Linked DNA regions of Mus musculus: region 1 is linked to region 2. A link is a loop called in an ENCODE intact Hi-C map of the cell type or tissue named here. Cell type or tissue: heart. All regions are shown on one strand. Links, peaks and the distances in the headings refer to the core of each region. The heading gives the core; the rest is flanking DNA. Region 1 overlaps Arhgef26 (Rho guanine nucleotide exchange factor (GEF) 26). Region 2 overlaps Arhgef26 (Rho guanine nucleotide exchange factor (GEF) 26).

Region 1 (10,514 bases), core at 1,309-9,308, 72 kb before region 2:
AACTCTTGAGTCAGGAGTTGGCTAGACATAGCTGGTGAGAGCAGGTGAGAGAGCTGGCTGCAAGGGAGGAATGCGCACTCATCTCCAACATCACACGGATCACTGCAGTTAATTCTTGCTCATTTAATTGCCTATCCATTTGCATTTTCAGCCTCAGATCTATCAGTATTGGAATAACCAACATTCATTTGGGAATCTTGGCCCTGTGTATGACTGTAAAAGCCTCAATCCCTGACCTGTGTTATCTGACTTTCTGTCATTTGAATGGATCTGATACTTGCCTGCTTGACAATGCATGGTTGCTGCTGAGGTCCAACAACTTCCGGGAGGATGACGGAACTGAGTTTAACAACAGATCGGAGAGGGGATTGGTCTTTTAAACAAAGGAATCAGGAGGTCACAGGGACATCACTTAGTATATTTTAAAGTGCAAATGTGTAAGGTCTGTGGCTTACTGACTCTTTCTTTCCCTTCTTTCCTCCATGCTTGTCTTGGTTTTTTTCCTTTCCTCCAAATAGCATCTTCTCTGCTTACTCAGGGCAGTGTACTGCCTCCATCGTGACCTTATATGTCTGGTCTTAAGTATGCACATCTCTGATACTTTGAAAGAAAGATGTCCTCTGTGTCTTGTAGCTTATATAGTAGAATGTCGCAGTCAATGAACTGAAGAGAACCTCTGGAGTCTCTAAATTGACGGCACCATTTCTGGACCCCATCAGCTGTGTCATTGTCACAGATGCCATGTTCTCTTTGCATGCAAAGAGCTCTGGCTCATTTATACTTGAGGGGTGACATCGTTGTGGAAGACTGGAAGGGTTCAGGAATGACTGTGTCCTATATAATTTGTGCTTTGCAGCCCCATTCTACCTAGGCTGTTGGAAAGGGCACTTGAGAGAGGAGAATGGCTACTGGAGACGAGTAACCAGCTTATTTTCTGCAGTTGAGTAGAGTCTGGCAAGTTTAATGGACTTACCTCAAACAAATATCTTGTGTAAAGTGCTTTGTGAAATGACAGGGACTTGGGGTTATAAATATGTAGTATAGTCTTAAACTGACTATACAGTTCTGAATCTTCCTGATTAGTCAATTTACATGAGTCTCCCTATTCTGTTTTCCCTGAGTGGCAGAGAAATAGAAGGAACACAGACATCCATCTTATCCAAAAAAGAGCCTTATATCACAGAGGGGCAAGAACATGGCTTTGTTTCATGACCACAGAAAAATTTGGTCTAATGAGCCAAGTGCTGATGCTCTTGATCTCGGCTCTGCACAGAGAGAGCCATGGACAGGTTCAGTGTTAAGGGGCTTTCTTAGAGAACTTGGCTGATAATCCTGTCACGGGGCAAAAAAATACCGAATACCATCTCTGGATTGCCTGTCAGCTCTCTGTAATGTGAAGATGCTTAGTGTAATTGTACTGACTGCAGATGTGAAATCAATGGGGGAAGCTTATCTGTTCTTCCCTATGGCATTCGGTTTTGAAGCTTAGACTTTGCATAGTGCCAATGTTCAGATTACTATTAGAAAATACTACAAGCTAGGTGGATTATAAAAACAGAAGTTTATTCCTTATAGTTCAGGAAGGCTGAGACGTTCACTTCAAGGCAGAGTTGGTATTTGGTGAAGGACTGCTTTCTGATTCAGAGTTCCTTCTTGCTGCATATGTATATAGTGCTAGGGGCAAGGAGTCTCCCTTTGGTTTCTTTTCTTTTTTTTTTTTTTTTTGGTTTTTCGAGACAGGGTTTCTCTGTATAGCCCTGGCTGTCCTGGAGCTCACTTTGTAGACCAGGCTGGCCTCGAACTCAGAAATCCGCCTGCCTCTGCCTCCCGAGTGCTGGGATTAAAGGCGTGCGCCACCACGCCCGGCTTGGTTTCTTTTCAAAGACAATAAACCAAGACCTGAGGGCTCTACCTACATTACCTTACCACCGCCTAGGAGACTTGTGAACTGACACCATCAGCTTGGAAGATAGGGCTTCAGTATGTGAATTTGAGAGAGACCTAGATTACAGACATCAAAAAGGAACCGGGCACAAATTAACATCTGAATTCTCGCTTTGACTTATTTACCCTTCTAGAGATTTGGTAAACTCTGAGGCGAGAACTAGGCAATTTCACATCCAAGGAAGTGCTCTCTCTTAAATTTAGCAAATTGTGAATTTATCATTCAGATATATAAAATATAAAGGTCACAAAGATCAAAGGGAAAGAAATTAAGTGCTGATTACAACAGGGAATATATAACCGACAACTGAAATTATACTTGTAGCATAGTGAGTTTTCTGCATTCCCTGTCTCAAGCCACAGACATACTTTCCAGTCTTCAACGGGTCAGAAGTGCAGTCTTTCACATTCCCATGCTTTATTTGAATTAATTTTTATTCACTTAAAATGGTAAAGATACTGATGTGTTTGACTGTGTAGCGTCTACTTGGCCAGATCTGAATAGTTTTGTTAACTGGTTAGATTGTGCAAAGTCAAGAACCTCACAGAGATTCTTCAAGAACTGAATTCAGCTCTTAAAGTTTCATGAATATACTTTCAAAATTCTACTTACTCTTGATAAGTAAGCTTAATTAAGCAAGAAGGTTCACATGCCGTCCTTCTGGCCATCTGCCTGTTTCCATTTGTACCCAGCTGGGCCTTTGGTATGAAGTGTATATTTAAGAAATGACAAAGGAAGCTTCCATTCTTGCATCTTGCCAGGAGGCTTTAAACTGGACTGGGAAGCTATTTGTTCAGCATCTAGTGAGTGTGAAAGTTCAGCTTAGGGAAAGAAGGTATAAGAAGCCGCTCACAGGGCTAAACCCCATTCTCCAAGCTTAGTACCAGCAATAAAGCTGATATAGTGGATACTGTGATTTTCATGCTAAAACTAAGATCACAAAATTAGAAATAAAAAGAAAGCTGAACAGTTTTAGTTTCTTTGATTGTAGATGGAAAATTAGAGCTCGTATGTGTCAGTAGCTAGTATGTTATTTTCTTTTCCATACATGGAAACAAGGGATGTGCTTAAAGATATGGATTAAACATGACTATTCTTTAGATTCTTTTAGTAAGAGCTTGCAAACTTCAGAAAGCCTGTGACATTTAAATCTGCATAGAATTGTTATGATTTAAAAAAGCCATCCAGAGACTACCCTACCAGGCATTCATCTCATAGTCAGCTACCAAACCCAGACACTATTGCATATGCCAGCAAGATTTTGCTGAAGGGACCCTGACATAGCTGTCTAGTGTGAGGCTATGCCAGTGCTTGGCAAATACAGAAGTGGATGCTCACAGTCATCTATAGGATGGAACACAGAGCCCCCAATGTAGGAGCTAGAGAAAGTACCCAAGGAACTGAAGGGGTCTGCAACCCTATAGGTGGAACAACAGTATGAATTAACCAGTACCCCCAGAGCTCATGTCTCTAGCTGCATATGTATCAGAAGATGGCCTAGTTGGCCATCAATGGGAAGAGAGGCCCCTTGGTCTTGCAAACTTTATATGCCCCAGTACAGGGGAACACCAGGGCCAAGAAGTAGGAATTGGGGGTAGAGGGGTGGGGTGGGGACGGTATGGGGGACTTTTGGTATAGCATTGGAAATGTAAATGAAAAAAAAACCTAATAAAATTAAATTAAATTTAAAAAAAAAGCCTTGCAATGTCTCATTTTAGCTTAAGTATCCTGACAAGATTACTATTGAATTTTGAATATCTATTTGAAAAGGACTTTCTCAAATCATTTCGTATACATTCTTCTTTCTCTTCCTTCAGCTTGCTTTGCACTATGCCTTTCTCCCTTTCTTCTGTCCTCCTGAACGATGCTCCTGTACTCTCTGGCTCTCTCTGGCTTCCACGACTCAGTCTAAGTGGCATTGTGGATCACTCTGTCCTTGCTCATCTCTGCACACTTCTCCGAAGCCATCTGATCTGCTAATGACCTTGTGCCTCCAGACAGCTGCCATGCCCCCCCCCCCCCCCGGGTGCTACTTAATGTGGACATGCCCTAGGTAGACAAAATGATTCTTCTGGCATCTTGTCCACGGTGTTAGTAGCCGATATAGGAGGATAGGCAGAGGGAGGACAGGTCCTGTGACCCTGTCTGCCAGCCACAAGGGACTGCTTGATCATAACTCACTAGAGTGAACTTTGAGCCTCCTTGAATCTGCTCCAATTCAGTTTCCTTAATCATAATTCAAGAGCACTTCCTGGAGGTTTTTTCCCCCCTAATACATGTGTCTAGGGACACCACTGCCATTTTATACATGGTTAGGCGAAAGGAATATTTTGTCATTCATTGCATCAGTATTACAGAAAAGTGATGCTTCTTTGCATTGATAGTCCAACTTCTTCCCCCTCCCTAGGGTGACTGCTTTAGGGGGTCTTTGCTCCCCTTGATTGCATGAAGAAGTGCTCTTCCACCCTCAGACATAACCAGCTGCCATCTCTGTGGGTTTCTAGGCAGAGCATTTCATTTTCCTCAACAGAAACATTTCAGATGTAAACTCCAGTTAGATGGAGAAGCCAGCAGTGTGGCAAGGCCTGCTGGTGACCTCACCTGCAGGGATTGTGGCGCCGTGCCTGCCTGCACATCCATCCACCAGGGCTTTGTCAGGCAGGAAATCCTGTCAAGTTCCTGCCCAGGCTTACCAAATGGAGCTCTGAAGGATTCCATTCTCTGGCCAGTCTCCCGCCTTATTAAAACATGTACGGGAGCCTTTTTCACCCATGAGTTCTTGCTGACAGCTTGACCTCGGGTCAGGATGGTGGATAAAGATAAGAAAGAACGTTCCATGATAGGCATGTTCCACAAAACACATGGAAACTTTGGTACCGACCTGGCATGAGAAGGAGTCTTAGTGATGATAGCCTAGCCCTAGAAATGGGGTGCCTGTCACAGAGAGCAGGGGGTCACTATAAATCATTAAAAGTAAAGCTTTGCAGTTGGGCAGGCATAGACTGGATCCTGGCCTCTGTCCTTGTAGCTGTGTCCTTTTGGATCCCAAGTCTCAGTTGACACCATCTGTGAACACTATTAAGTTTCCAGAATTTTTATGAGAATCCAATGGGAAAATATATGAAGTGCTGAACACAATTCCTTGCATGAAATAAGTGAGAAATGATTATTGATTTTACTATTGATTTGGGACTCACTCTACTCTAATGGTCTCTAAATCATTATCAAAGCAAGTGAAAGGAAATGGTGTGACTGTCTGCAGTTTCTACAACAGTACTGTGGAGAGAGAACTCGCTCTCCTGGCCTTCACGATAGGGTACGTGCCACTCCCCTAGGACCTTGGGATAGGGTATGTGCCCTTCACGATAGGGTATGTGCCACTCCCCTAGGACCTCGGGAAGATCTTGCAATGATGGCCGGGGATACTTCTAAGGTTCCATCTTCTAGACCCCCAACTTCTGACTAGTCTTCTAAAAGGAGACAAGGCTTCTTTCCCATCTGCCCTTTCACATCTGCTTCTTGCCCGTTTGGTACATAAAGACATTTCTCTTACCCATCTCAAATCTTTCCATGGCATCTTGTCCTGAGTTGAAAAACTAGGACCCTAAGAAGGCCCGGATGACAAAATGACAAGAGTGAGTTTGAAATATTGGTTTTAATGGGCAAAATAACAAGAATGGAATCTTCTTGACTAAAGACGTCATGAATCTGATTCTTAGTGGGAGCTGTCTTTATTAAAAAAAAAATACTTTTTAATCTTAGTAATTGTCAGGCATAGTGGCCCAGACCTTTAATCCCAGCGCTTGGGAGGCAGAGGCAGGTGGATCTCTATGAATTTGACCCTTTTATAGTAAGTACCAGGACAATCAGAACTACATAGTGAGAGCCTACAAACAAACAAACAAACAAAAAAATCAACCAACCAACCAACCAAAAAAACAAACAAAAAACCCTAAAACAACCAAACAACCTCACAAAATGTTAGTAATTGTGCTGCCTTAATCCTAGGTTGCTAATGGCATCTGTGGTGATTATCTGTTTCAGGACGATTTTTTTTTTTTATACTTGGAGCTCAGTGATTATAGGGAATTTTAGAAAAGTAAACTTGAAAAATGTCTCTGGTTTCAAAGTACTCTAATGGTGATGAATAGGATAGCCGAACACAAATTTTTATATTACACTATGAAATTTTTGTGGGGAATTGTCATAAAAATATGATTTCAAGAAGAGAAGAGAACAATATGAACTGTCCAACTGCTAAGGAAATTGGTTTGTTTTACACGGATGATAATGGATATCAAATAATTACAATTTTATGTTACTTTGGGTGAATTTTAAAAACCTGAGGTTGTAATAGTTATCAGACATGTTCTTTTAGGTTTTTAAGTTTATGATGAGAAAGGTTAGGTATCAGTTTAATAAAGAGGCATGAGAAACAGTTCTTAAGGTTTTAGGGTCCTGTTTCATTGCTATAGATATCTCACCTGAAAGGAACAGCTCTGTAATCCTCAGGGTGTGGCTGTCTTCATGACAGCCTTCTGCTATGTGAACCTTTGGCTGGAAGACAAGGAAGTGTTAAGTGTGCCAGAAGAAAAGCAGGGCCCTGCTTCTTGGAGTTGTTGGCCACCTTCGTTCTTGGATTTAGAAACTGGATATTGATGGGAGTTCTATCAGTCAGATAGGTGTGTAGTGGAGATGAGCATTTCAGCCACTCCACAATGACACCACAGCTTTATGGCAAGTACGTGGATGGTACTTTCGTGTCTCAGAGACACTGCGGCTTCCAAACGCACAATCAGATTGATGTCCTTGCTTGCCAGTTAAGTCTGCTGAGACCACAGTTGCCTGACAAGATGGTGGGAAGAGCTCTCTGAAGAACCCTGACAGCCTTGTGGTTAATTGATAAGATGACTTCTTTGTGTAAACTTGGACAGTTAGCTCTCAGAGCCGTCAATCCTTTTATTTGATTTCTGATTTCTCCTTTATGACTTGGATGTAATTTGATATTATGGAACTAGCCAGAACTAAAGACTAAAACAAAAATTTGAACAGGTGCCACTGTGTTCTTTTCTTTTTTTCTTTTCTTTCTTTTTTTTTTTTTTGCATTGAACTATGCTAATTCTACATCTTGCATGGTTTCCTTTAATTCATTTTTAAAAAGCATGCTTTATGTAGAAAGCAAGCAGTTAAGTTCAGTGAGGTAAACTCTGCTTTGTCTTTTCTTCTAGGTGAAAAGAAATGGGCTGTCTCAGACAGTGAGCCAGGAGGAAAGGAAGAGACAAGAGGTATGTCAGTAGGACTGTAGGACTGTAGGACTGCAAACACACACACACACACACACACACACACACACACACACACACACACACACATATATTTCGGTCTTCTCCTACTATATGTCCAAGGTTTGAAAATATACTGTTCTCTTTCCATGAACATAGCAAGTTTTATCTTTGAATGAAGCTTCACATGTCTTAGACCCCCTTGAACAGAAAAAAATTATAAATGTCTCTACAGCATTTACATTGAAAGGACAAAGGGCATCGAAGAAATATGTTGAAATACAGACTTTAGATCCTGGGGCTGAAAAAGCCAAAATAAGAATCCAGTGCTTGTTTTAGTCTCTACACAACACACCCTGATCATGCTGTCAACACTGCTTGGAGAAAACTTGGAAAAGGATATGGGTTTATGGAATATCTTTGCAAACTTTCTGTAAATTAAGAAGTATTCCCCAAATGAAGTTCACTTAAAAAGATAAAAAAAAAAAAAAAAAAAGGCAGGGCAATAGGACTTTATAACTTGGAAATTAAATCAGTACAGCTTAATATTTTTGCTTTTCTTGCTTTGCTTGTTTTTGAGACACGGTCTTACTGTGGAGCCCTGTCTTTCCTAAAACTCGCTATGTAGACCAGGCTAGCATCAAACTCACAGACATCCATCCTCTGTTTTTGCCTCCGCAGTGCTAAGATCACACAAATGCACTGCCACTGCCTGGCTTTGCTTGTTCTTCTAATAGTCTGAACATGTCACGTTACCTCACGATATGCATCTTAGTATGTGTCCATGCACATGCTTTGACATACGAGTAAATTAATTTGGCACAGACACACCAGTCTCCTTGTCTTATTCAAGTGGCATGGAACAAAGGAGCAATATGGGTGCATAATAACAACATTCTTAAGTTGAAAAAGGTTGAAGAATATAGCATAGCATTTGAGGGGACCCAGAGGTGAAATTAACAGATGCAGAACATCTCATTTTTCCCCACAGTTTTCAAAGATAATAAAACATGATAGAAAGCTTGGGTTTTTCCTTAACTCAATTTCTTTATTCCACAGAGAGAAGTTGAATTGCATGTTGCTGTGTGTTCTTCAATCTCCATTTTAAAATCATGAGTTCCATATGCATATATATACACTAAACGTTGTACTACTTATTTTTCACACTCAGTATATTTGGGGGTTTTTCTGTGAAGATCATTTTTGGGTTTTTTTTTTGGTATTGTTTTTGTTTTTTGTTTGACACAGATTTTCTCTGTGTAGCTCTGGCTGTCCTAGAATTCACTTTGTAGATTAGGTGGCCCTGAACTAACAGAAATCCATTGCCTTTGCTTCCCAAGTGCTGAGATTAAAGGCACGCCCAACCACCCCCTTGCCTATGGAGGTCATTCTTTAAGTCTCTGTATGGCGTCCATCTCTTCGGATTACTTAGATTCACTAAGCAATTGCAGAGAGGAGGACTTTTTTTTTTTTAATATTGGGGAATAAATGATACTTCTCTTTCCTTATATATTCAAGAATTTCTCCAAAGTTTGAAGTCTAATGAAAATAAAAAAATCCAACTTTTAAATCTTATGCGTTTGAATTTTGTCTGTTTCTGTTGAATTCTAAGTGTCTGATGGGATGCTTCAGTCTCACACTCGTACCTCCTGTCTCTTCGTCAGGCTAACCCTTGCTTGCTCTGCCGTAGTCAGTGCCTCTTCAGTTACACAGTCAACCATTGTCACCATAAACTCTCCCACAGAGGAGTGAGCACTTGCCTTTGCGTGTGATCTCTGCTGTGGCGTTCAATACATCTTTTGTCTGTCTTTGTATTTTGGGTGTGAGTGTTGAAAATATTTGAAGTCATTCCAAAGCCCCAAATACATTAAGCATCTATTACCATTAGTTTTGTTCAGGAATGGAGAATTTTCTTTAGTTTCTTTTTCTTTTTCTGTGTATTTATTTATTTATTTACTTTTTATTTCTTAGGGACAGTTTTGTTGATTGTATAATCTTATACAAGGTCCAAGCTAACTCTTAGTGCTCCTACTCTTTAAAATGAAAAATTTTAAATCGTTTTTAAAAAATAATTTTCTAAAAAAAGAAAAAGAAAAAAATTTTAAAAATGCAAATTTTAAAATAAAACTTTTAAGTAGTTATGTCCATTATTCCCTTAGCTGAGGTTAGACCAGCATTTTAAGGTCAAGGCCTCCAAAACCTTACAGATATTAAAAAGGGCAGCAAATGTTGACATTAGCTCTGCTAACTTGATGTAGGAGATACATTCCGTTGTGCAGCAGCTGGGAATCCACCTGCCTGTGTCTGTCCTCCTCCCACCTAGCTGCTTTCCTCTGTGCTCTTGGGGCAGGGGCTTGAAGGAAACAAGACCTAGAGGTCAAGGTACCCGGCTTGGAAGAATGTTTACACATAACACTCCACCCCACATACGGAGAAATTCCTCAAGCATTCCCCTTAGTAAAGAATCTAAGTCTGACTTTGTTGAAGTGGTAGATGAATTCTTTATACAGGGCGTTGGTGTCTCTAGATGTAGCCTGGCATTTCATCATCCATAGTTATCAGAAACCTGTGTCTGTCACCAAGAGTCTCTGCCGAGGGTGCCTTGCTCCCCCTCGAGACACTGGGGAGGGTAGAAGGGTGGTTTGTTGAACAGATGAAATTGCTTTCAGTTGTATGAGTTATATAAAGGAATTCCTGTGGCTGCTGAGAACCTTCTCGGGGTAGGTGCAGGCATGCCACACAGTATTTGCTGCTGTCGACTGCAAATTAGTCATATTAAGACACACAGAGAGATGGAGCAGGAGAGGGGAGCGAGGGGACAGTTGTGAGTAGATGATCGTAAATTCTCATTCTCCCTGAAGCAGTGCACTTTAAAGGCAGGGCTGGAGGAGATGACCCCAAAGGTTAATTAGTGTCACAGTGAGATTTTATGACATGCCCTATTTCCTTCCATAGATTGTACCCTGTGGCAAAGGCATGACCTCAGGACCTGGTAGAAAGTCATCCTGACTCTTCCACTTCTCCTTATGTGCAGATGGTTACAGTCCTCAGTTTGGGTACACATGCCTTCTCTGAAGACGGTAGTTTGGTCATGAAGTTCCCATGCCATTCCTGTAGACAACAGTGGAGCCTGTGTTTAGTTCTTCAGTTGAAATGATTATTGACATAATTTATTTTTTTCTTTCCCAGGCAATTTTTGAAGTCATATCATCAGAGCATTCTTATTTACTCAGCTTGGAGATCTTGATACGGATGTTTAAAAACTCTAAGGAACTGACTGATACAAT
Region 2 (10,514 bases), core at 1,040-9,039:
ATTTCCACTTAATCCTGCAAATTTCCATGCATCTGTCATTTTGATATTTAAACATGAACTTCTTCTACGTTGTCTTTAAATGTCTTTCTGATATAAAAGTAATAAGTAATATTCATAAATAAATGCTCCCTATAAGAAATGCCCCAACCTGTGTAGACACTATGGGGCAGGAACTAAAGGGCTCCTTAATTATTTGCCTAATAAAGGGGGTGCCAAGGATGGTGCGTATTGCTCCGGTGCTGACTAAGTATGTGCGAGGCCCTGGGATCCAGTCACAGCATCACAAGAAAAAGAAACTTTTCACCGTCAGGCTCATGTCACATCATCTCATGTCACCTCACCTCAGTTGGTGTGCAGCATACATTCAGACATTGTGTGAGCTTCTTCACACAGAAAATAACTATGAGAAGTGTTTAGTTTGGTTTCCTGTTGCCAACAGATGGCTCCTTATATTGTTTAAGATAATTATTTAGAGGAGAGTCTGGACAGAGGTTACTAGGATTTCATTTGGGTTTCAGTGGGGAGACTCATCTCTGTGGCCTCGATCTTGACGGGTCCCTGCACCTGATCGGAAGTGCCTTGCACAGAGCGGGGAGCCCGGGCAGCTGCAAGTGTGGAGAGCATGTGGCACAATGGGAGGAAGTCTCCATGTAAACTCGTCCGAGCAAAGAAAGGTGGTTTTTCCACTCGTTTTTTTTTCCTGAGCAATTCGACTTCCTCATTACATGATCCAAGTTGTTTCAGAAATTGTGTCAACCATATGTTTTTAAATGATGGAGACAAACATGGGAAGTCTGATTAGAGTCAGCTTCCCTGAGGAAAAGAGTTGTTTCTTTCCCACTCCTTTGGCCTTCTGGGACCTGAGTGCGCAGGAGGGGGAAAGCCTGGCCTAGTGGTGCCTGGTGTGGGCTCCCTTCTCCTTCTCCAGCACACACTAGCCAGTCTGAACTGGGGGGTGAGGGGGTTTCAGGTTCCGATTGACAGAAGAATGAGTTTTATGCAGTCATCGACAGATCAGAGTCAGGGGAATAATGGCTATCATTCTGAACTCCTGGGGGACTAACTATCTATATGTGAGTGTACTGGCTGGTTTTGTGTGTCAACTTGACACGAGCTGGAGTTATCGCAGAGAAAGGAGCTTCAGTTGGGGAAATACCTCCATGAGATCCAGCTGAGAGGCATTTTCTCAATTAGTGATCAAGTGGGAGGGCCCCTTGTGGGTGGTGCCATCCCTGGACTGGTAGTCTTGGGTTCTATAAGAAAGCAGGCTGAGCAAGCCAGGGGAAGCAAGCCAGTAAGGAATATCCCTCCATGGCCTCTGCATCAGCTCCTGCTTCCTGACCTGCTTGAGTTCCAGTCCTGACTTCCTTTGGTGATGAACAGCAACATGGAAGTGTAAGCTGAATAAACCCTTTCCTCCCCAACTTGCTTCTTGGTCATGATGTTTGTGTAGTAGTGAGTGTGTGAGAGAACATACCAGAAAATTTCTTGTAAGAGTGAGCCAGCCACTTGCCAGTTTTTGTTTCCGTGAGTTTTAAGGTAGCTGACTGGGATAAATAACGAATTTATTTACTTATTTATTTGCTACTGTTAAAGGTATTTTTTTAATAAGACACCACTTTTAAAAACTAGTAAAGTGTTGGCTCTATATAAGTATATAATGCAAAACCTACCTAGATAACAATGATTTTTTTTTTTTTTTTTTTTTTTTTTTTTTTTTTTTTAATGAATGAGAGTAATCACTTAAAAGACAGACAGGAAACATCTGTTTTGAAAATGGCTTTGGATCTAGGTATCTAAAATAAGCTAAGGTCTCCATTCATACAGTTTGGACAATTACCAATGATGAGTTTTTCTAGCTGTGAATAGGAGGATCACAGTTTTACCATTCCAAGTAGACATGGAAAGGCTGACTGGTCTAAATGGGGTCAGGCAACTACCATAGCTTTTAGTCATGGCGTTGTACTTGTTGCTTAAAGGAACATTTAATGCACAATTTAAAAATGTATCTGTTTCCGGCTTTAGTGAGTCCTCATTCAAAGCATTGATGAAATAAAATTTTCTAGCTGTTGTTTTTTTTTTTTTTTTTAAATTTAGGTAAATCCTAGAAGATACAAATTCTAAAAAATGAAGCAGAGGAAAGACTTGCCATCATAGTTTATATTTGTCTTCTAGGAACTTAGTCCTTAAGGTCTGTCAGGGACAAATTAACAATGCTTCCTGATGCTAAATGAGGGCAGTCATGCACATATTCTTTGGACTTTCGTTTCTTTGGAAGGAACCTTGATCCCAATGCAACTACTATTCTTCAGGGCCTACCTAACTATTGCACCCATAAAATATTAATTTCTTTAATTTCCCTATCCAGAGAATGATTTTTGATATTGCCATTGAGTGATGATGTTATAGCTTTTGATTGCCACCAAAGAGCAAGATAGGAAGAAAAGAAAAATAGCAAGCAACCTCTATTTTCTAAGTGGTTTTTCCTACAGATACTGCTTTTGCTTTCATTTTTTTTTTTTTTTTGCCTTCATCTCTCCTGCCTCTTTGTGTGTGTGTGTGTGTGTGTGTGTGTGTGTGTGTATGAGAGTGTGTGTGTGATAGTGGTGTTAGTGGTAGGGTGTGTGCACAGGCACATCCTGAATCCTGGGCTGTTAAATTTATGTCTAAGATGTCCTGGCATTGTAAACATTTTCTGCCCTGCTAACAATTGACTTCTTTGTTTTTAGTAAACAAGATCTTTTAGATACAACCCTGTTTGATTGTAAGGTGCACTGTCCTGCTTTCTTCTTTTGAGTGTAATGTGGGCTTTGATAGGTCTCATTTAGATGTGAAAACAACTTATATGCCTGGGTGTGGCAGCCTCGGGACAGATTTGGAAATCTTCTTGACATGGGAACTTACAGAGAACACAGACATGATCCTAACAATGGATTTGGTCAGAAAGTATATTTAGTTTTTAGAGAAGGCTGTATGTGCTGTTTCTGGGTGGACAGTTTATCAACCTAAACTTCAAGGAAACAAAAAAAAAAAACTATAAAGTTTTCCAAGGACAGTTACAAGGCAGAATGTTTACTGCTGAATAAAGAAAGCACCTGAACTTTTGAACAAAATGTTTTGTTCGAAGAACCCGTACTATATTTGGACACAGGGAGTTTTCTTCCAGCTCTTCTAAGTTTAAATACTTTTATGTGCTATTAAATGAGATAATGCCATTGTTCCTAGAGTACACTAGAATTTATTGTAGGGGCGTCTGCTTACCTCAGTTCAGCTGAGGTTTATCTATAACAGCAGAAGAGAGCAGGAAGAGATAGCTATAGCTAGATTTGGAGTTTGCCAGACAAGTAGAGCCAAGGGAGATAAGCACGGTGCAAGACAAGATTTTAGCTAGCTATGAGGAATCCAAGATGGGTAATTTGATATGTACAGGTGAGGAGACATGAGGAATCCATCAACAGGGAAACGGTCAGAGTCAGCGAATAGGAACCGGTGGGTTAATTAAGTTTGGGTGACAAGGATTTGAACTTGAGCTAGAAAGATAGGTGCCTGGTAGAGCACAGAGTACCGTGTGTCTAGACTGTTATTGGGATGAAGGATAGGCCACATTTGATGGTAATGATAAGAGTGAGGAGAAGGCTGAGATATCGTACCTGCAACCACTGAGACCACAGCAAGAGAAGGAGCTGTTCATGGAATGTAAAGAAGAAAGTAATACTTAACTCAGTGAAGAGCTTCATGGCTTCGTTTGCCACTGTTCTGTAACAGTTATGATCAGTGAGACTTGCTCGCATCCTGATAATTGGTGCGGTAAGCTTGGGAGCCCTAACATAGGATTGGAGGACTCTGAAGTCTGTAGAAGCTTGTGATTGGGACTGAGACCAGCAGCGTAAGCTCCAGAGTCTAGGCCTTCTTAGGAGCAGAAGGGCATCATTTTGTAGAAGCGAGCAGAGCCATTAGGAGATACAGCATCTCTAGAGAACCAAGATTCTGTTAGAGGAAACTTACCTGATTACAAGGTAGACAGAAGGTTCCAGTGAGAGGCTGCTTAAGACTTAACTGAATTCCCTAAGGGAGGACGCTCGCAGAAGGACACAGTGGGAAGTATTCAAGAGCCAGTTGTCCCGAGGGATTCGCCATCTTCACACTGTGGAATAAAGAGTCCTGAGAGACTAGGATAAGGAAGGGTGGGGACATAGCAGGATGTCCTCGTGGCTTCTGAAGTACAAGGCTCTATCAGGGAGAATGGACTGGGAACTTTGCCAAAGCAAGCAGGCCTCCTTGGGGGATCTGCTAAAGTTCGATTTTTATCGTTAGGCCTCTGGGGTTCTCCTTGTGTCCTCTGCTGTGGTCATTCGTGGGTAGGGGCTACCCAGAGTGTGGGCAGGCTTTTACAGTGTCCTCTTCATTTTGTGGTGAAGGTGTGTGTAAAGCAGGCAGGTGCACCAATTATCAGGATGTGTGCAACTCTTACTGATTATACCAGTTACAGAGCAGAGGCAAATAAAGCCTATGAAACTCTTCATAGGGTTAATTATTCAACATTTCATCTATCTAACATTTGTTTATTGTTCCTAAAATGGCAGTGTGAGTCTCATGGTGTTGCCTGCCAGATACTTGGATCTTCAGTAGAAATTTCTCATAGTTTTGTACTCAAGAAGTGCTCACTTTTCATGTATTGACTTTTAAGTCCATATAAGAAATGACCTGTGTTTTCAAAAATATATTGCTCTTTTATCTGAGACGTACTTTAGTATCATAATTTCGGTGCTTCTCTTAATTGGTAATTGGTAGATCAAAATCAGATTCCAATTCATGTTATCAAACAGGCCATTCTTTCCTCCCTCTGGATGTCCTGGCCACTTCTCCGGAAAGGTGACTTGAAATCTGACAGTGTCACAGTCCTAGCCACTGAGAAATTAAAATGTTCTCCCCCTTTCTTTTAGTGAAGAAAGCTACAATGTCAATGATTACTCCTTAAGGGACCAGCTGTTGGTGGAATCCTGTGACAATGAAGAGCTTAATTCCTCTCCAGGGAAGAACCCTTCCACGATGCTTTACTCAAGACAGAGCTCTGCCACTCACCTCTTTACCCTGACAGTCCTCAGCAACCATGCCAGTGAGAAGGTGGACATGCTACTAGGCGCTGAGACCCAGTAAGTACACGGGCGGGAGAAGGTTCGGAGTACCTGACCTCCCTTTGCCTCGCCCACCTGCTCTTGCTCTCCACACACAGTGGCTCCTATTTAGTTTTGTTGTTGTGTACCTACTGTGTACTAAGCATAGCATTCAGGTGCTTTTAGCAGATGTGATCTCCTAGGGAATGGTCATACTTTGCGGACCTGAAAATCTTGATAGATGGATGGATTTTAATTGAACAGTTTCATTGACAAATGCATTTTATTTAAACACTGACATTTTCCATAAACAAAAACACTAGGATGAAGCCTTTATTTATTCATTCATTCAAGTTCATTTGGAACGTTCTGTAGCTTTACAGCAATCTCTCATTGGGTTTTTGGAGCTCTTTCGAAGCTGCTTCTACTGCCAAAAGCTAGGATGTGGCCACTTAACATTTCACATGAACACATTGCAGTTGCTACAGTTTGCAGTCTTGAAAAATGGCTCATCCATTTAGGCAAAATGATTTAATAGTAGTTAGAGTCCAAGCAAAGTTTGCTATGTCCAGTTGAATTTGAAGTAATTTCTGGATCACCTGCCCTTAGTCAGACAGAGCAGGGGGACTCCCAGGAACACACTCAGCTTAGGAAAGCACATCTCCATACTTCTTCCCAAAGGCAGGCCAGGGATTGTGCTTGTGCCTGTCCATTCACCAACACTACATGTGCTCACCCTGAAGGAGGGGATTGGGGCTTGGTTTGCAAGTCCACTTTGATGATTTTGTTCATTTTGACATTGCTGACCAAATTCTTTGGAAACAAGAAGTCTCTTGGATATCGCCGTGGGCCAGGAGCTGTGGTGGGTTAGGAAATACAGCCATGGAGGAGGAAAAGGAGTTCCCTATGGCTGCGTCCTCTCAGGTTCCTGCATGTTCCCTGCCCTTGTCTGCCAGCATTCTCAGGGAGAGTGATTAAAACGGATCAGCAGATAGTAGTGAATAACAGCCCCAACTATAGTGAAGTCTTTATGTAAATGTATACTCTTACAGAAGAGATCTTTTTTTATGGGCTCACAGTTCTTTCCCCTGAGCAGTAGAAAAGGCCTCTAGAGTTCCCAGCATTGCCCCCTGTGTCTGCTGCTTTGAAGAGGAAGGTGTCCTGTGTCTGTGTGTCTAGAAACCAGCATGGGACACAACCAGGGCCAGGCTTGGCAAAAGGAAAGCATCTGCTCAACTCTAGAAGTCCTCTGGTATCAGAGGCAGAACTAGACTTTTTTTTCTTTGTGTGTACGGCAACCTCTTTTAAGAATGGAATTAATATGCTACATTTTTTGCAACTTTAAGAAAAGCTTAAAGTCTTTGGGGATTAGTACTTGTCTAGACATTCCAGAAAATTCATTGAAGTTGGAAACTCCCTCTTTGCAGTTAGAAAAGGAGAGGGTGCTGCTGTTTTTGCTTGTGATTTCCTTCTCTGTCCCCAGTTTGTCCTTCATTCTGGCCTCACTGATGTCTTGACAGAGCTTTTCCTGACTGCCTCAAACATCATTTATGAAATCTCCATTACTTGTTTCTTAGACATTCTAAGTCAGTGTCCTGTTCTTTTATGTAAAGGCTCGATGCTTTCCCGGGACTGTAGAGTCTGTTCTACCCTCTTGCCTTTGATTTGCCTTAAACTGAGTGGTTGTACATTTTCTACACCAGACATCTCCTCAGAGTCTTTAGTTATGTCACCCACAAACCCATGAGTATGACTCATATTTGTAGTCCTTTCATTAATAGCAAGAGAACATTCCAGAAGAGATGGGGGTGAGGCAGAAGTCTCTGGGAACAGAAAGAGGGACTGTCATTCTTCTCTTCCCTCCTCTGCACTCAATTACAGCTGAAAAGCTAATAAATAGACTGGGCTGGAGAGGTCACTCAGTGGTTAGAGCGCTTGCTCTAACAACAGTGGCGAGGACCTGGGTTCACTTTCCAGCACCTACACTGTGGTTTAAAACTGTCTGTAAATCTGATTTCAGGGCATCTAGAGTGCCCTCTTCTGGTCTCCAGGGATACCAGGCATTTTTGCAGTACATTCATACACATGGACAAAGCATTTATACATTATATTATATATAATATAATATATATGATATATAATAATATATGTTATATATAATAATGTTATAATTATATTATAATATTATATTATATATAATATATATTATTATATATAATATAATATATATTATATTATATATTAAACATAAACATAATTCTTAAATAAATGGACAGATGCTGACAAGATACAAAACAGCACCGGTAGAGAGAAAAAAGGACACCAAAATGCCCTCTCCTTAAAACAGACACGCTCAATGTCACAGACAACTGGTCATTTAAGTGTCTAGCAAATGATAACATGCTCTACATCTGTAGCTTAGTTCTGAGATCCTGCTTTTCTGTTTCTGTTTTGTTTTAAACTTAAGCCAGGAAGCATAAAAGCTGAACAAACTAATAACACATTATGATCTCTCTTTAAATCAACTTAAGCTATGTTTACCCCACAACCAGTTATCATTTCTCTATGGTATAAGCTATCTGGTTTTGAACAATCAGTCCTAGTCAGTGTAAGGTGTGTTCTTTGCATCTAAGATTTGTGAAATATACAGTTGATATTTTTTTTTTGTTTTTGTTTTTAACGTGTGCTTTTGGATACAGTTCTGTGCATGTATGTACACATGTATATTATACATGCCTGTGCAACACACAAAAGCCAGAAGAGAGCTTCCTGTCCTTTTCAATCACTTCCTTTGTGTCCTTCTGACTCCGGTTCTTCTTCTTGAACTGGGGCTTATGTCTTAGGCCTCTGCCTCTGCACACTACTGCAGCTGGAATAATCGTATTTCTCAGAATATCTAACTTGTTACAAGGGCACCATGATCCAGCTATGTTTGCAGAGCAGTCACTCTGACCACTGAGTTATCTCTCTGAGCCCCCACATTTATGGTCTGCTTCTCTTCTCTCTTCTCTCTTCTCTCTTCTCTCTTCTCTCCCCTTCCCCCCCCCCTCCTCTCTTCTCTTCCTTGCTTGTTTTGAGATAGTTTTTCTCTGTTCACTCCTGACTATCCTGGAACTCACTCTGTTGGACTTGAACTCAGAAATTTGCCTTCCTTGCCTCCTTCTGGGATTAAAGGCATGTGCCACCACTCCTGGCAGTTTTCTCCTTTTTATGTGTTATTTGATTAATATGCTCCATTAACAGTTAAGTTAGGAAAATGATGTTTGCTCTATGTTCCTGGGTTTGAGTGCACAGCAGTATGTTTCATCTATCCTTAATTTTCCTTCTTACTGTCTCCTTCCTGAGTTTATCTTTTGAACCACATGGACAGAATTCTAAACATTCTTTCTCACCCTGCACTGTTGACTGCTAATCTCTAGTCTTGGATTCGTTCATGTCTTTCCCCCTCTTTGTATTTAGCAGATTCCCAAAACATAGTTTTAGGCTGATACAAAAAGAGAATAATTAGTTTTTCTATATCCAAGGCAAGGTAGAGTAGTAACCATATTTAGGGAAATGTTGTTCTTTGTTAGTCTCTGTCACCCTTTTAAAATGTGTACTTTTAAATTAGTAAACTTAGTTTGACAGCCCATATGTGTACATACTGCATTCTGAGTATTCTCACCCTCTCAGGCCCCTTTCTCTCTCTTTATCTCTTCACCCTCTCCTCCCTACACATGGCTTTCCCACATTCATGTGGTTTTGTTTGATTTTCTAACTGTATTTAATTAGGGCTGCATGAGTGACTATGGGCATGGAATATCCAATGGATCCTGTCAGATTGACCAGTAGCTCTCACCCAGAACCCAGCAGTGGCCAATAGCTCAGTGGAGATGGGCAGTGCCTCTCTAGTTATCCCCCTTTCTGGCCATGACTATTGACAGATTTAGCCTTGTGCCAGCCCAGTGAAGGCAACTCAGCTGCTGGGGTCATGATTGCAATGGCCACATGATGCCTAGGAGTTGCATTCTACAGCTCTTCTACCTCTCCATCATCTGTCCCGTCTTTCCATCACTTTCTCCTTCAGTATATTCTGAGCCATAAAGTGGTGGTATAGGGCTCTCCACTCAACTGTCCCTTAATATAGCAGCCAACCATCTCTGAATTCATGTACATGTACTGTGAAGAGAAGCTTCTCTAGTTAAGGCTGAAAGCAGCATTTGTCTATGGGTATAAACATGTTTAGACAACAGTTTGACAATTGTGTCAGTTTAACTAAACAGCAGTAGTAGGTTGCCTCTTAAGGCCTCTTATGGCCTATGTTTTCCCTAGTTATAGGGTTTTGATTAGGCTCATACTATAAGTCATGAATTTTCTCTTGCGGAACAAGTCCTGAATCCAATCAAAGAACAATGGTTGCCCCTGTAATGGTTTTGCCATTATTTCAGTAGTGAGTACATCTTGCCTGGTTGTTGGTTCATAAGGTTCACAGTTGGTGCCATTCTCTCCTAGTAGCCTGTAGAGCACTCTTTAGCATTATGAAAGCTAGTCAGCAGGGAAGATGCTTTCTGCTTTGTTCTGCCTTTGTTTCCCTGTATTTTGCAGTCATGATACATTGTCCATTTGTGCCTTGATGCTGGCAGATATGCCGCTCAGGGAAGGCAGAATGCAGTCTAAGACAGAGGTCTCAGTCTGTTCTTCTGGGCAAGAGATCTGGGACAGATCCTATGCTTCTTAAACTCCTGTGTACCCAGATGCTGCTGTGAACTTTGAGAAGTTGGGAACAGGTCCGCTACCCACGCTGAGCCCAGGTTGAAGGAATTTGACTAATTTCCCAATGAGTGCCAAGGTATGGAGGGACTGGAAGAAAGGAAGGCCGGCCTTCTCTGGGATCTAGGCAGCATTCTTTACAACAAAGGATCACCCCCAGGGTGAACCAGAGATTAAATACCTCCTGCAGGATGGAATGCCCAGGAAAGGAAGTTCATTGACTAGATACTCCGAGCCTATCTAGATACCTTATTAGCATGGAGAACTCTAGGTTTTTATTCTACATGACTGATTGTCAGGGAACTGATTCTAATGCCTACCATTTCAATTGTGAGATTTACTGGAGGTGGTGGGTGTTGACTCTGTTTCTATCTTACCTGTTTTTCTGTCTGGTGGCAGGGTTTCACTGCCCCTGTGTTAATGGGGATAGAGATCTACATGTGATACTGGGGTTCCTGTTAATAATCATGGTTCTAGGAGGAGCATTCTCTCACTAAGAAGGAGATCTCCCTTCTCTTATTTATTTTAATTTGCTTATTGGTTTCAATATGCCTGTTTCACTAGTCACTTTGACTACTCTCCCTCATGCCCTTATTTTCCCAATCCTCCACACCATCAGTACTTAAACTTCCTATCCTGTTTGTCTCACCA

What was found. Hi-C counts contacts between places; a loop is a spot of excess contacts. Peaks named below come from ENCODE experiments on the same cell type or tissue, not always from the same donor. Only the 100,000 strongest peaks of a DNase experiment are listed, where the experiment ranks them.
Region 1: it touches region 2 in a loop (4-fold over the local background); 3 of 42 quality-filtered maps call a loop at or near these places.

What each region holds. Positions count from the first base shown.
Region 1 is chr3:62,370,415-62,380,928 of GRCm38, forward strand. Arhgef26 (Rho guanine nucleotide exchange factor (GEF) 26) reads left to right here. Exons shown (of 14, transcript NM_001081295.1): 4 at 7,174-7,230; 5 at 10,417-10,514. Among named protein-coding and RNA genes, the nearest start is that of Gm33923, 27 kb to the left of the region's middle. In heart, for the core only: no CTCF peak of the experiment used is centred there; DNase peaks (open chromatin) are centred at 4,087 and 4,597.
Region 2 is chr3:62,443,150-62,453,663 of GRCm38, forward strand. Arhgef26 (Rho guanine nucleotide exchange factor (GEF) 26) reads left to right here. Exons shown (of 14, transcript NM_001081295.1): 11 at 4,944-5,153. Among named protein-coding and RNA genes, the nearest start is that of Dhx36, 59 kb to the right of the region's middle. In heart, for the core only: a CTCF peak has its summit at 7,137 (motif pointing left); a DNase peak (open chromatin) is centred at 4,202.